Regions from separate parts of the Mus musculus genome. Here region 2 is linked to region 1. Evidence: chromatin loops called from intact Hi-C (ENCODE). Cell type or tissue: heart. All regions are shown on one strand.

Evidence for each region. A loop is a pair of places that touch in the nucleus more often than their neighbours do. Peaks named below come from ENCODE experiments on the same cell type or tissue, not always from the same donor. Only the 100,000 strongest peaks of a DNase experiment are listed, where the experiment ranks them.
Region 2: a loop joins it to region 1, with 2.4 times the contacts of the local background. A loop is called at or near these places in 2 of 42 quality-filtered maps.

Annotation. Positions count from the first base shown.
Region 1 is chr3:36,472,095-36,480,094 of GRCm38, forward strand. Anxa5 (annexin A5) reads right to left here and starts at 3,793. Exons shown (of 13, transcript NM_009673.2): 1 at 3,479-3,793; 2 at 3,336-3,366. The coding sequence starts at 3,338. It overlaps 1810062G17Rik (RIKEN cDNA 1810062G17 gene), which reads left to right and starts at 3,843. Exons shown (of 3, transcript NM_028183.1): 1 at 3,843-4,145; 2 at 7,390-7,473. The coding sequence starts at 4,041. Mir7009 (microRNA 7009) reads right to left here and starts at 3,430; the gene lies at 3,367-3,430. In heart, a CTCF peak has its summit at 3,858; DNase peaks (open chromatin) are centred at 3,117, 3,737 and 4,317; H3K4me3 peaks cover 2,528 bases; H3K27ac peaks cover 2,707 bases.
Region 2 is chr3:35,929,215-35,937,214 of GRCm38, forward strand. Dcun1d1 (DCN1, defective in cullin neddylation 1, domain containing 1 (S. cerevisiae)) reads right to left here and starts at 3,752. Exons shown (of 7, transcript NM_001205361.1): 1 at 3,571-3,752. The coding sequence starts at 3,573. Gm15952 (a long non-coding RNA gene) reads left to right here and starts at 3,864. Exons shown (of 4, transcript XR_880768.3): 1 at 3,864-3,953. In heart, no CTCF peak of the experiment used is centred here; DNase peaks (open chromatin) are centred at 2,887, 3,177 and 3,627; H3K4me3 peaks cover 3,322 bases; H3K27ac peaks cover 2,725 bases.

The DNA.
Region 1 (8,000 bases):
TTTGTAATGAGCTCAGAGAAAATGAACGTGTTTACTCTGATCCTGCCAGCTCTGCAAGGGGCCTTGGTAAATTACTGCTATGAGTCCACAATTCTAAACCAACTCCCAAATCTTCCAACCAACTCTTAAACAGTTTAAATACACATCACAGAGGTAACTGGTACTCTTGGAGTTTCTACTGAACATTTATACAGCCCAGTTTTTGTGTTCATGACATTCCTACTCTAGTGAACATATTAACTCTTTAAGAACAGCAAAACCAGCTGAGTAGTGATGGTGCACACCCTTCACCCCAGCATTTGGGAGGCAGAAGCAGGTGGATCTCTATGAGTCTGAGGCCAGCCTGGTCAGGACAGCCAAGGCTACACAGAGAAACCCTCTCGAAAAGCAACTACCCCCAAAAGAAAAAAAAAAAAAAAAGAACAACAAAACTAGTAAAATTAAATTCAGATCGCCCAAAATTAAATTCTTAAAATTTGATTACCTGAAAATGAAATCTTTGAACAGAATTAAAATTTATGAAATGGTTCATTTGTCTATGAGATACAGACAACTTTTTTTCAAGACATGGTTTCTCTGTGGTGTATCCCTGGCTGTCCTGGAACTTGCTCAGTAGACCAGGCTGGCCTCAAATTCACAGAAATCCACCTGCCCCTACCTCCTGAGTGCTGGGATTAAAGGAGTATACCACTACCTAGCTCAACCAATTCTTTCTATTTAAATTCTTAGCAAGATGGTCATACTCATATTCTGCCTAAACACCTGCCTCTGTGTTTTTGTACTTTTATAAATGGTGCAGTCCCAACATAAGTAAAAGTAAATTATTAATATAGGTACATAGTCAAAGTTCATAAATATGAAGAATTGTTGTAGTGGAAAACTATTTCAATAAGCAAGAGACATTAATATTTAAACAATGCATTTTTAGTTGCTGAAGCACACACCTCTGAGGTAGAAATCTAATACCATCCTCTCCAGATGTCATGGAATGCAAGTCTCTGGTTCCTATCCTTTGGGTCAACAAAAGTTCTTCCAACAAAAGAAACTCTGTGAAACCTAACATAAAGCTCCAGTTTTCCTAGACGACATCAGAATCCAGAGGACAGCAGAATGCAGCTATAGACAGACATGGGGGTGCACACCAGTAAGCCCAGCACTTGGGAAGTCAAGGCAGGAGGGTCAAAGTTCAAAGTCATCCTCAGCTACATATTGAGTTCAAGGCCAGGCTGAACTCTTTGAGATCTGGTCCTCAAAACCACTAGGGAGAGGGAGGGACAGCACTTATAAAATGTGGGTGGGCATACTGTATCACCAAATGCAAGATACAAAACACTACCCTAATCTGAGATATTTTAAGGAAGTGGTTTACTTATGTGCTTTCCAAAGATTACTGACAAAGCCACTGAAAAGCTCAGCGTGCTACAGTGTTTCCAATACTACCTATAAAGAGTGGATATAGTGAAAAATAGTTGATTGAGAAGCTGCAAGCTGGCTGCGGTGGCACGGTTGCGGTGGCACGGTTGTCATTTCCGGGCTTGGGAGGCTGAGGCAAGGGGGTCTCACAGAAAGAGGAAGCCTACCCTTCCAAACCAACCTGGGCTGCACATCAGGACCTTGTCAAAACCAAAACACTGGAGACATCCCTGGGAAATTTACAAGCTATTTAAGAGTAAGCCAAATAGGCAAGGATGGAGGGGTTGTTCTATGAGGCTTGATAATCACCATGTCTATCACCACACCAACATATGAAAATAAACTCCTCAGAGGAGTAAAGCTAATCCCACAAAAAAAAAAAAAAAATGCACTTTATTGCTGAAGAACCTAAATCCAAGGTCCCCTTGAGGTAATATGAGCAAACTATCTATTCATGTGCAAACCCAGAGAATGGCAACACTGTACACTGTATAAACTCAATAGCGTTACCAAATCATCTTAATCCCTCCACAGCCTCTTGGGAAGAGTCATGAAATCTTATCCAATGGTACTAAAGCAAGCAAGCTAGTTAACTGGTGAGAAAGGGAAGGAGGGAGGGAAGGAGGGAAGGAGGGAGGAAGGAAAGGAGGGAAGGAGGGAGGGAGGGGGGGAGGGAGGGAGGGAAGAAGGGGGAGAAGGAGAGAAGGAGGGAGGGAAGGGAGGGAAGGAAGGAAGAAGGGGGAAGGGGAGAGAGGGAGGAAGGGAGGGAGGGAGGGAGGGAGGGAGGGAGGGAGGGAGGGAGGGAGAGGAAGAGAGAGATCGAGTGTGTGAGTGTGTGTGTGTGTGTGTGTGTGTGTGTGTGTGTGTGTGTGTTTTCAGGCACACTGAGTAGGCTGAAACACTTATTTAAAAGATTGTCCAGACTCTGAACAGGTCAGTCACATTGGCAAGATTAAATTAGTTTCATTCAGGATGAAAGCTTTGTTGTTTTGTTTGTTGAGGCCGCCTGTTAAAGCCAAGGCCCTTGATGACCAAAGATGATCTTTCACTCCTGATCCTCCTGCCTCTACCTCCCAAGATGTGGGATTCCAGGTATAACCACTTTGCCTCAGGGCGGAATATTTTAGGTATGATAACTTCTTCACATGACCAGCTTTGAAAAATTACTACATACGCTGGGCGGTGGTGGTGAAGGCTTTTAGTTCTAGCCCTCAGCAGAGGCAGTCTGTGAGTTCGAGGCCAGCCAAGGCAACACAGAGGAACCCTAGCTTGGAAAACAAAACAAAACAAAACAAAAATCAACTTTTCTTTGCTACAGTCTTGAAAAATACTAAGAGATCTCCTAAAACAATGACAACAACAAAAACCTATTCGGAAGTCAACTTCTGAAAGAATCCCAAGGCAAATTCAATTCAGAACTCGTTTTGCCAGTTCATTACTTTGGAAACCCAGCTTTTTGGTTCACTGCCTTTAGCAGAAAAAGAGAAAGAAAAGGCACAGTCGGTTCCTGTTAAATAAGTTGCGCCTTGCGCTGGAAAAAGCTCCCCTGAAGCACCATGGAGATTGCCCACGCACACCCAGTATTCAAACACAGGAAACTGCGGGAAAAATAAAAAAATAGGGGAAGCCAAAGGGCGTTCTCCTCACATGACCAAGAGAACTGTTCCTGCTCCGGATCTAATTTTGGCAACTCTGGATTTGGGGCGGCCTGATTCACATGCACCGGGGAGAAACACCGGCTGGTTCCGGACACTCCGGGGCGAGGGAGAAAACAGGAGAGCGCACACGGAGGGGGACACCCAAGAGGTCACAGAGAGGACACAGAGCGGGACACAGATGGGAAAGGCGAAAACCAAGAGACTGCGAAGGCAGCTGCCTTCAGAGAGGGTCCCGATCGCCCTGGTCGCGGTCACACGGCTTACCATGATGCTGTCGGTCAGGAGTGGACTGGAGCTGCAGGGAGAGGGGAAAAGAGAGACAGGGTCACTGGAGCTCTGGTCCCCTGACCCCAAAAGGGCCCTGAGCCCTTGGTGGAGGAGTCGCTCCCGGGACTACGGCCACTTACCAGGCAGTAGAGCGCAGGCTGCGGGTGAGAGCAGGACCGATGCACACGCCAAAGGACAAGGCAGTACTCTTCACAACTCCGTGCAACGGAAACGCCCTGGGCAGCCCAGCCTAGCCCGACCTGGCCCCGCCACGCCACGCCCCTGCCAAGATCACACACCCACCAGGGTCCCGCCCCCAGAGACGCTGCACTATAAGCCCCGCCTTGTCCCAGGCAGCTGCCACATCCCTGGATACGGTACTTTCCTCAGACAAGGCCACCCCCCTACCATGGCCACCTCCCTAATTAGGTCCCAGCCCGGGCCGCGCCCCCATCAGGACACGCCCTGCCACGTCCTAGCCTCTATGCTCCTGCGCCTGCGTGGGGCTTTTCGCTCACTCTTCGCTACGCTGGAGGCGCTGCAGGCCCAGGGGTCTGGGTGTGTCTAGAGAGTTAGGGACTGTCACAGCGGCACCTCACAGCGTCTTGCACCGCACTCTAAGCATGGGACAGTGAGGACCTTTTCCAGACTGCTTTCCAAGTGTTTCGTGCTAGTGTTTGCCTCTGGATGTCCGTGTAGCTGATGGGCAGCTCTTTTAAGAGCTGTACCTGGCAGTGTCAAAGCCTCAGAGCGGAAATGGTTTCACTTCCAAACTCAGCCTGTAACTTCAAAGACCCCAGGTGCAAGGTGACTAAGATGGAGCTTCCCCGCCCCCCCCCCGCCCGCCCCCAGGCCTAAAGACGCTGCAAAAGGATCGCGGATGTTCTAGAAGGATCAAAATCAGGTTTTTGAGCAAGAAGAAGCTAACCGAGGGTGGGGGTTGGGGGAGCCTTGCCACATGCTGAGTCTGGCCCTGATAGGTAGACTGATGGTTTTCTGGAAAAGCAGACAAAACTGCCGCTGAGGAGGGGAAGCCTGCCATTTTCCCTTGTGTACCCTTGTCCTATTGCTTTTCCTGTTCATGCGCCCCCTTCTCTGGGGACCTAGCCGCTCCCACAGCCTTAGACATTCCAGCACCTCTCCCAGGGAATTGTAATTTCTAGACTACTTTGGTTTTTGTTTTGTTTTGTTTTGTTTGCCTACACTAAGGGATCCTCTCACTTGACCCTTCAAGTACGGTTATGACTTCGATGCAACCATTTCCCTGCCTCCTCGCCCCCGCATTCCTTTAAGGCCCACCTATCTCTCAGTCGCTCACACTTATCTACTTTCTTTCTACTAGCATCTCCTTCAGTCTTTGACCTAAGTATTTTTTTTTCTTACATCTACTCAACTCCGTGTCCTCCTTCTCTGGAGTTAAGACCGCAGAAGCCTGTTTAACAGTGCTGTGGAAAACTGCCTTACGGCTGGCAGTGACTAGTGATCCGCCCTGCAGCCAAGGAGTAACATAAATTATTAGACCCAGACCTTTGATCTTCCCCAGCAAATGTTGCCTTTACATCCTATTACAATTAGCTTATTCACCTGGACCCCAGTCTGGAGGAGCAAGCTGACTTTCCGTGTTGAAAGGCAGAGCTCATGCATGAGAGGGCAGAGGAACACTATTTCCCAAGAAGGCTTTTCAGAAGCCTTTCCTACTAGAGGGAAGGAAGCCTGACTGAATGCTATTGAGTGTTCTGAGCACCTAGGAGACATTCATAAAATGGCCTACCTTAATATTCTAAATATAGCGTAGCACTGAGGAGAGGGCACACTGTGAAAGAAAGCACGAGATGCTGTAACTTGGTTTCTTACAAGCAATAGAATTTTATTTCTCAGCTGTTTGGAAGCTGGAAAATTCAAGATCAAGGCTCTGCACATTCAGGGTCTGGTGAGGGTCGGCTTCCTCAGAGAACCTCATCTCACTGAAGCATCACATGGCACAAGATGCTCACTGGCCTCTGAAGCCTCCTTTATCAGGGCATTACTCCCAATCACAAAGTGGAATGTCCATAATTTAACGCTTCTTAAAAGCAATCCTATGATCTTGGAAGCTGGGTTTTCAGCATATCAGTCTGGGAGTGATTCACCAGATGACATCTTCAGAACGGTGTCTGGAGCCACTATGCTAACAGCCTGTGGATGTGTTGTCCAAGAACTTAAAAGCAGAGACTCTGGAGATTCATAACATTAGATGCCCTTCCATTATTTTTATTCAAAACATTTGTATTTAACAAAAAATAAAAAAGCTAATCAACTTCCCAACAGGAGACTAGACTGTGGATCTTGGATAAATAATTACAATATGTCATAGGACTCTTTCAGAAAGAATGCTTTGGTCTTTAAAGGGCTAGCCAGGCCTAAGGGTGTAGGCCTATTGATGTAGCTGCTTAGGAATCTAAGTCAGGGAAATGAAAAAGTCAAAGTCAGTCTGGTCTACAGAGGGAGTTCAAAGCCAGCCTGGGGAACTTAGTGGGATTCTGACTTAAAATCCAAAGTAAAGTTAGGAAGGGGATGTAGCTCTGGGGTCCAGTGCTTTCCTACTGTGCACACGACCCTGGATTTGGTCCACAGTGCTGCAATAAACAAACAAACAAATAAATAAGCAATGAGAGGATCTTCAAAATACACTTAGGAAAGGACAGATATCCTGTGTCTCATTTGCTGCTGGACCTTGAGCCCCTCCCACAGTACAGGCCTTTGAGGAGTTCACACTAGTGTGGCTGTGAACAAAATGACCTAATGGCTCACAGCTTTAGGGACTCTGCTCCATGGTTGCTTGGCCCACACTCCTGGACAGACTATCATGTCGGCAGGAGTATGTGGTGAAAGAACTTCTTCGCCTCATGATGGACAGGGCAGAATGGGGAAGGAGACCAGATGTAATCTTCAAATTTCTATAATCTCCCCAAAATGGCACCACCAGCTGAGAACTATTAAACATAGAAGCCTATGGGAGACATTTCATATTTAAAGCATATGAATACATCAGAGCATGAATGCAGTGTAAAATGGGTTTATTGCCTTTCAACAAAGGTTACAACTTACCACAAATTCCTAGTATTCAGAATTATTAAGTGATATCAAAATAAACTTTGAGAGAACTTTCCTAGACGAATGGATGTATTCTCAGACAGTGTCTGAATCTGTAGAAGGCCATTCGTGATTAAAACTGTGTCTTATGATCATATTAGTATGCAACCTTGGATGGTGATTTGATTTTTCCCTTGTTTGGGGTATTGGCTGGAATTACAGGAGCTGCCTTCTTCAATTCTTGAAATAACAGAATGATTGACTTCAATTCCTCGTGCCTCTTTCTCCTTCCAAAAACTGTGGCCACCGAACCCAGCCCTCATTTCTCATGCTGATGATTCAATCCCTACCCATCCCACTCAAAAATGAAAATACATCTCTCTAAATCCATTCACAGCTCCGGAGCTGTGAGCCTAGCTACCGGCTACCAACACACCATCGCCCCACACACTCCACCTCATTCCAGCCTCCAGTCCTGCTAACATTTGCATCTTTCACTCTGTTCATTCATCCATGAATGTATTTTATGCCTTGCCTTTGACACTGAGAGCACAGGGGGTGGGAGGAAAGGTACACCGAATCTGTCTAGCTAGCACGCAGCCTGGCAGGTTAAGCAAGCTACTGGGTAGTGAGGGAATCAGTCAGGGAAAGCTCCGCATGGCAGTAGGAAGGTCTATGTGTCAGCTTAGCTGGGCTACAGGGTACCCAGATGTCTGGCTAGATGTCGCCTCTATGTTATGTCTATGAAGGCATTTCTGAAATAGCCTAGCATTGGATTGGTAAACTCTGTAAAACAGACACCTCCCTGGTAGGCCTAACCCCCTTTGCTAAGGGCTTAAATAGAACAAAAGGCCAGGAGGAACTGGTTCGTTTCTGCCATACTGCTGGATGGTAGTCTTCCTCCCATTGTGCTTCAGGTTCAGGCTTTCAGACTGGAATTAGGATTTACTCATGATTCTCCTCTGTGCTCTCCCACCAGCCTCCCGACCTCCTGCATACGCATGGCAGATGGTACAACCCTTTGCTTCTCCAGCCACATGAGCAATTTCTTATCAGTCTCTGTGTATGTATGTGACGTATGTATTTCATTGGTCTTGTTTTTCAAAGTTTTACAAAAGGGGGAACGATTTCATATACTAGTTAATTTGGGGTGGGGGGAAGGGTGTTCCATTCACAATAAGCAATTCTCCAACTCCTCAGATACTAATTGTATAAACTCCAATTGAATTTTGACTCTACCTGGGGAAAAGATCTACCTGATAGACTATGGGTTTAGTCCCATAAGACTATCTTCATTTCAGACACCCATTGTGAGTCCTGGGTTGAAAAAGAAAAAAATAGATTTAAAAGGAAAAAAAAAAGGAGATTTACTTTATGGACATAAGCATGTTGATTCCATGTATCATGTATATATACCATGTGCATGTCGGGTGCCAAAGGAGGTTAGAAGAGGATGTCAGATCCCCCAGGAACTAGAGTTACAGATGGTTGGGTCACCTTATGGGTGCTGGGAATCAAGCCAGATCCTCCGCAGAAGCAGCGAGTGCTGAGCCAATTTCCTAGCCCCCCTCATCCAACAATTTTGAACAA
Region 2 (8,000 bases), 540 kb before region 1:
CAACTTAAAAAGAAAAAACAACCCACACTCAGTTTATTTACAATGTTTTTCACCATATACCAAAAGCTTTAGTTTTCAATTACATATTTAATATTTATATCAGGACATTTGATTTAAAATAGAAGCAACTAGGTTGTATTCAATGTAAGAAACTAGAGTCAGACTAGCCAGAGATTCCATATCAGTAGTGAAATATTGCTTGCTTTTTGTAAAACGGGGGGGGGGGGGGGTGAGAACTAGAGGAGGAATCAAGTATGGAGTTAAGGACCCTGTGTGTAGTCTCTTTTCTTTCCTATCCCAGCTCTTCTCCTTGCTCACATCGCTAAGAACCACCAAGACATTTGCAGCTCTGCTGACAGGAGGTGGTGATGCTGCCTACTCCACAGTGGGAGTAGGATACATCGTTATCAGCTGTCAGACTAGCAGGCACTATGTTCTCACAATCTCAATTTCTTCTCTCCTTAAAAGCCAAGTTTTCTGCACACAGTCACTGATGTACCAAATCACCAAAACATCCAACAATTTAAGAAAATGGTTTTTTAATTACCCCTAGAACAGCTAGAGGGAAATGGTGTGTTACCATTATATTGTGAAACAGAATTCAAAACTCTGTATACATAGCCCACATTAAAAATACCCAAACTTTAATGAGAGTCTTGTAAGTAAAAGACTGCCTTAAAATGACTATCATATTGTAACAGGATACCTGAGACAAAGAAAAGCTGCCATACCGCTCAGAGTTTACCACGCAGTGCTTCCTGTCTCTGAAAAACTCTGGTATCTTTCCAATGTTCACCAGGCAAAGCACAACCTATTACTTCCCGTCTTTACTCTAGTGACCTCTTCAACTCATGCCACACACTGCTCTCTGGCTACCAGCCTCACAAAAGCTCTTTCCGTCTTCTTCGACTCCCGATTTGCTCAGGTGTTATCTATCAGTCCTGCAAACACGATTTTGTTATTTTGTATCCACACTTCCACCACCTGGCCCTAGTACTCCCGTGATCATCCCCTTCCCTTGATACTGTCTCGCCCCCATAACATGTAACACCCAACTGTAGGGAAAGAAATATATACAATGTTTATTTTTTGACTTTCCTAGATTTCTGTCTGACTTTTCCAGGTTTCTGTCTGATCCATACAGATATATCTCACAGTGTGAGATACATGGCAGATACCTAATGAATAGTAAAAGCAATCAGACCTTCTTTTAACTTTACTTGTGGATATACGGAGGATACGCAACAAATCCTAAAAGACAACCCAGGACAGATTTACACATTGCATTTTAGGGCCTGCTATTTGCAGAAAATATAAGTATACATTTCAAAGTCTACACATTTTAAATTCATTAAGGCAGTAATTAGCAACCCATTATTTTTAATTCTGCTACTTAACGTAGTTACTATACTAGTTATTTTCCTTTTTATTATAATTTAATCTTTAATTCAATTTTCAACCATTCTTCTAAAGTTCACGAGATTTTTAAAGACTTATTTATATGTACCACAAATACCAAGAAAGGATAGACTGGGAGAAAATAGTTATATTTTTGAACCATCTTATAAACCTGAACCTCCAAACCTTCTGGAGCCTCAATGTCTACTTCTGTAAAGGGGGAGGAAACATATCAAGTGATCTAAGACACTGTAGGTCTAAAGGCTTATGTAATTTATAAAAATCTAATAAATTACAGCATCTGCATATATCTTACACATTTAAAAAAATCATTGGAATCATAAAATTATTAAACATGGTAGAACTTTAGAAGTTAACAAACCCTGTCCTGACATCTAATAAATAAGGGGGAAAAACTCAGATGTTTTGAATACTTCTTAAAATACACTTGCCTATCAAGCATGAAACCCTGCCTAGGTTTGATCCCAGCCCTGGGCTATTTTTGGTCTCTGTGTGAGTATGAGAGGTAGGTAGCTTGTGGGGTTTTTTTCCCTCCCCCTTATAAAAATAAGTGAGATAATCTATTATTATGTCTTTCCTAAAACGGACAATAATTTGTGTTGTAGAAATTAGTTGTGGTACACATACCAAAAACAAAACTCCTAACAGTCTTACCAAACCATTTTATAACGTCTAGGAAAACAACTATAAATTTATAATGAAATATTTTTACTATAAGATTCTTATGGACCCATATTGACTTTCTAAACTAACAAGATCATACCTAGACTGTACATGTGACAGAAAATGAGTAAAGGCATAGAAAGTGCCTTAAGTTAAGGACATCTTAACAACCAGGAACCACAACCAGTACGATTGCATGACGTATGGCTAAGCTCCAAAATGAGCTGATTTAATATTAACCAAAGGAACAGAAGGCTACAAGTCCTAACCCTAGCTCTCACTGAAACGGCATGAATCCTATATTCCTAATGAGCACTGGCAGGCACTGGGTTCGAGGGCAGGTGTCTGATGTGGACTGTGGGAAACTGCATACATACTCGTGATGAATGTCCATCAGAGACGCGCACTCTATTATTTTAGCCTGCTGAAAGCACCCCAGTAAGAGAGTGGAAACTCTTGGGGGTTCAGGAGTAATATCCAAGGCCTGTTCAAATAATTAAAGGAGAACCTGCAAACTCTCTCTTGGGTCTCTGAACTTTTACTGTACTCTCAATCCAAACACTAACCGGAACTTCCTTACAAATATAAAGTTTTACGAACGTAAGCACAGAAGAGAAATCTTGACTCTGTTGGGACCTAAACACATAATCAACACATGACACCAAGGCTGGGGCCATATAAGTGTCACTGAGCGAAAATCAACCCCCCACGACTCAAGACTGGGCATACACCCTCCCCAAAGAAGCCTTTCAGCTCTCCGGAGCGAAGGACCTCATCACTTTTACTCTTCTCCCAGCAGCCAGCCGGGAACTTCAACAAGGTGTGACTGTATACTTCCAAACTGAAAAGCAGTGACCAGCAGCGCCAGGTACTTAATGACAAAGGACTCAGCTCACCACAGCGTCTTCCAGCTTCCGTGACTTTTTCTCACCCAAACAAAAACCAGGAGAGGAGCAACTTGACAAACTGTTTCTTAAGAATCACAAATGGTCCCTAACTGCTATAATAAAGCAATTACTCCTCCCACCCCAAGCACATAGAGCAGGCGCTCGGAAGGCAGCAGGTCTCGGGTCCCCCGGCTGCACTTCCGTCCGCAGCCCGGAGCCTCCCAGTCCCCTCGCAGGGACCGAGCCTCAGCCGAGCCGCCCCAACTCCCGGGCGCCTGGCGCCTGGCGCCAGCGCGGACCAGCAAGGCCGACGCCGGCTCGCCAGGGCCGCCAGCACCGAGGGGCCCGGCCGGGACCAGGCAGCGCCAGGCCCGCTGCCCAGGCGCCGCCTGGCCGCACAATGGGGCGCGGGCCGTCCCCCAACGCCTCCGCGCCCGGCCCCGCTCCGGCGACTAGGCCCCGCCGCGCTCCGCTGCCGGGCCCTCGCGTAGCGGCGGCGCCGGGGAGGGACGGGCCGAGCTGGGCGCCGGCTGAGCAGCGGTAGCGGAGCGCGGCGGGGCCGGGGGCCCGGGCCGGGCGGCACGGCGCCGCGGTTCCTCACCATGTTGGTGTCCTCCGGACCTCTCCCCTCCTCCTCCGGCTCCGCAGCGAATGGACGGCGGCGGCGGCGGCGGCGCCTCTCACGGGCTCGCCGGGCTCCCGCTCATGCGCAGTGCGGCGGCCCGCGGAGCGGCCGGGCCGCGGGAGGCGGAGGGCGCGGGCCCCGGGGTGGGCGGCCTGGCCTGCCGGCATCCGTGGCACGAGCGGCCGGGCGACCCGGCAGCCCGGGCTGCGGACACACGCTGAGACCCGCGCGGCGGGCGGCCGCGGGCACAGTGAGGACGAAGCGCCGGGGCCCTGCCTGCGCCCCCACTCAGGGCGCCCTCGTCACGGCCGCGTCCTGTCCTCCGTGCGCTCCTAATAGCTCCACGTCAGAGTTCCCAGGTAAGTTTTTGGAAGAATCCGGGAGACTATTGCGCCTAGAGCCACTGTCATGCCTGGTGGACGGGCCAAGCTTGACCTAGCCTGCCTGCTGAGCTGTGGGCCAGAAGACAAGTGTGTGCTGCAAGGAGAAGGAAATACAGTACTCCCTGCAGAGAGAGGAAATAAAACAAAGGTACGGCACATAGAAAAAGCTGTCCAAGATTGCCCAGGTTTATATATGTCATCCGCATCTTCATCACCAAACGTGGGTCTCCCTTTACCACCGGCAAATACCACCAGATCACCCCTAGAAGCTAACAATCTTAAAGTTTCTGTTAAAACAACTGTTGTCACTCCTCCTCGGAGCTTCCTGCTACTGCTTAGAACTAGCCACGTGGTGGGGGCTCCCAGAGCCCTGCAGAGGCAGATCTTTGGCACTGCAGACCTGTTGTCACCCATTCATTCTTTACACCATCAATGCGAGTGTGTGTGTGTACGCGCGCGCGCGTGTGCGTGTGTGTGCGCTGATGTGGCATCTTCTCGCCAGGCCCTAAGAAAATACCAAGTAGCAAGGGTGAAACTAGATCACACTTGTGGTTATTCTCTAGGAACTCAGCCTAGCAACTTAAAATATTAACGAAGAGGACTCAGTCTCTTGCTACACTTCATTAGACTATTGCAACAATAGCTTGTAGGTTTTCTTAAAGCTCTTTTTTTCCTAAGTGCCAACTCCAAGGGGTGATTCTTAGTTCCACTTGACCTCTTTCTCTCCTGAATTTGAACACGTCCTCCTAGAATTCCCATAATTTTTCATGACTTGATTTATTTATAGTCTCCCCTTCACTTACCATTCTTCTTTGCTAGCTAACTCTGGCTTTTCAGTGGTGGGCTTTCCAGAACCATCCCTGAATCTCTTCATATATTCCTTTTTCCTAGACCCTGCCCATATCCCAGTGAGTCCAAAATCTTATCTAAAGCTCGGCAGCGGCATGCCCTAAGCACAAATTCTGCTCATCCCACAGACCCCCCCAAAGCTCTACAAAGCCAAAATCTTATCCCTAAACCTGCATTCCCCTGCTTTTTCATCACATAAGCTAAATATCAGAACTGCCCATCTCCCTTAGTCTAAGCTCGCCGAGTTCATCATCTGAGTAAACCCGAATTCTTCCCCTGCCCTTTAATAGGGTTCATCTCTCATTGGGACCCTCCTTTCTCCATCCCCTTTTGAGATGGAGTTTCTTTATGTTGCCCAGGCTAACAGCCAACAGTGCGGCCTGGGATTGCAGGCAAGTATGTCTCCCACCCCATCTTCTCTGTACTTTTCCTTCTACACCAGAGGTGTCTGTCTGCAATGCAGACTGGAGGCTCTTCCTCAAAGTCTCCGAGAACTTTCCTAACGTGAGCCTGTCTGGAGTCATAGGCAGGTCTCTCCCTCATCTTTCCACTCCCTTTGTCATGACCCCCACTCAATGCAGCTCCTGTTTCGGTACCAAGCTTCCTGGTTTGGTCTTATTTTGTCCCTGACACACTAGGTCACAAGAGTGAGGATCCGCCATGTGTTGTACTAAGCCTCTAACACTCAAGCAAACTTCAGGTTGCAGCTACACCTATTTTGTAGGGAGCACTGACATACAGAGTGGGTAAGTAACATGCCTAATGTCACACAGCAAGTAGTAAATCTAGGAACTAGACCCAGACAATCTGCTTATAATGTGTTCTCTCGGTTACTACAGTTTATTTCCTACTCTGGATTTCTGCAATTGGGGCATCTCCTTTGCAATTTTATGGCCCCTAGATTAGAGTTAGGACATCAACTGATAATCATTTGCCTCCAAGGCCAGGGCAGAGAAAGACCAGATCATATCCATCTTTGAGATAATTTTGTTTGTTTTGTTTTTATATGGGGCCATTGGTGCCATAACATTTGTATAGAGGTCAGAGGACAAACTCAGGTGTCAGCCCATGCCATCAACTTTGTTTAAAGCGGGTCCCTGTTGCTTTTCCACCTGATATGCCAGACTGGCTGACCCTTGAACTTCTGGGGATTCTTCAGTGTCTACCTTCCGTCTCCCTGTAGTACTGGGACTACAGGCGCATGAACTATGTGGCCTGCTTTTCATGCTTTCTGGGAATTTGAACTCAAATCCTGATGCATATGCAGCAATTGTTTTACCCACTAAGCCAGCTTATCCTTGAGTTTTCAGTGTTGGGTAAGAAGCCGATCTCTCTCTCTCTCTCTCTCTCTCTCTCTCTCTCTCTCACACACACACACACACACACACACACACCACAGTAGCAGTTGTATAAATTAAAAGAAAATAATCTAATGGCTCTCTCTTGGTCTTAAGACTGCATAGAGCTGTGGGTATACCGCTCAGTAGTGGAATGTTTCTCTAACAGAACACAGTAACAATTGGGCCCGGTGTGGTGGCACATGCTTTGAATTTAGCACTTGCTAGGCTGATGTAAGTGTAGGCCAGCCTGGTCTACATGGCAAGTTCCAGCTCAGCCAACAACACACAGTAAGAGTCTAGCTCAAAAAAGTTACAATAATAGCAATAGTGTCCATACTGTTCATTTGTGTAGTAGGACAGCAATGTTCCTTGGCTGATGCATATTATATACATGGTCTTATGATAAGTGCAACAGCAGTTGCACCCATCCTACATTTCCAGGTTACAGAACCAAACATGATAGGAGAGCATTAACTGTTGTTATTATATGAAATTAACTGTTGTTATTGTATGAGATAAGCATGTTTGTGAAAATTGTCCTGGTTACTTTTTTTTAAATGGAAGGTTCCTGAAGATAAAGCATAAGTTACAATATTTGATTAACAGAAAGGTACTCATTAACATGTTGTTTCAAATACAGAAATGTGTGTTTGTGTGTGTGTATGCTGTGTGCAGGTGTGCACATATTATTTGCACACATGTGGAGGCCGGTGAGGAGATGATCACAGTGTTCTATCACTCCAGGCCTCCCTCTTCTGGGATAGGGTCTTCTACTGAACCTGGATAGGGAAGCTACTGGCAGCCTCACTCCCACAGTACTGAGGTTACAGACTAGCGTGCCTAACATGTAAGTGGCTGCTGGCGTCTGAACTCAGGTGCCCATGTTTAAGCAGCAAGCTCTCTTACCTACTGAGCTCTCTCTAGCCCCTCAAATACATAATTTTAAAAACTACATTTTTTATAGCAGTAATTTTGGTTCAGTTAAAAAAAAGATGAAAACATCTGGTTAAAGTCCAATGTTACATACACGCATACATACATTCTTTTTACACCCATAATTATAATGGCATAGTGTTTGTAGATAGGTGACATTCCAAGGTAGACCAATTTAGAAAATGTTGCTGCAAAAGCTGCAAGTTTTCATGTTAAGGTAAATACTGATAAAAATCAGTGCAACTCTGTTTATTGAAACATGTAAAACCAAGTCTATAATTCTAGAATCTGTGTTTAGCAGAGAGAGAAGAAATCTGAAAGGACCGATTGCTAGCCTTTCTGGGAGTTCATTTATCTAAAATGAAGCCTGCAGAGTAGCTCTATATACCCAACTGCAGTTCTGAGGTGTGAGTCTGAGCCACAGTCACCGGCTTCTCACTCATGACGTCGGTGGATGCAGTTCAGTCCTGTGTTTATATAAAATGGGCTTACTGTACCCAGGCTTGCATATCCACAAATGTGTACTGGCTTTACTGGTGCACCATATTTTAGCATGAATAAAATACCGTGTAGAGGTTTCTGATGCAGAATTATAGCATTTGTGTATGTGTGTGTATGAGTGTGTGCACACACTGGAAATTGAACTCCGGGCCTCACATGTGCTCAGCACACCTGTGCCTCTGTACTTTCAGCCTCCAAATGATACATGTTTAAGGGAGAAGCCTTTTTAAGGATTAGTCCTCATGCCTTACGTGGAATCCGTGGTGGCCACAGGCCCCAATTCAAACCAAAATGATAAGAGTAGGCTTAGAAATAAAGCCTTTGCTGTCCCCTGCCCCAGTAAACGTTACCAGTGAAGCTGAAGGAAGGACTGCCTGAGACTCTTCCCTCCACATTCTGA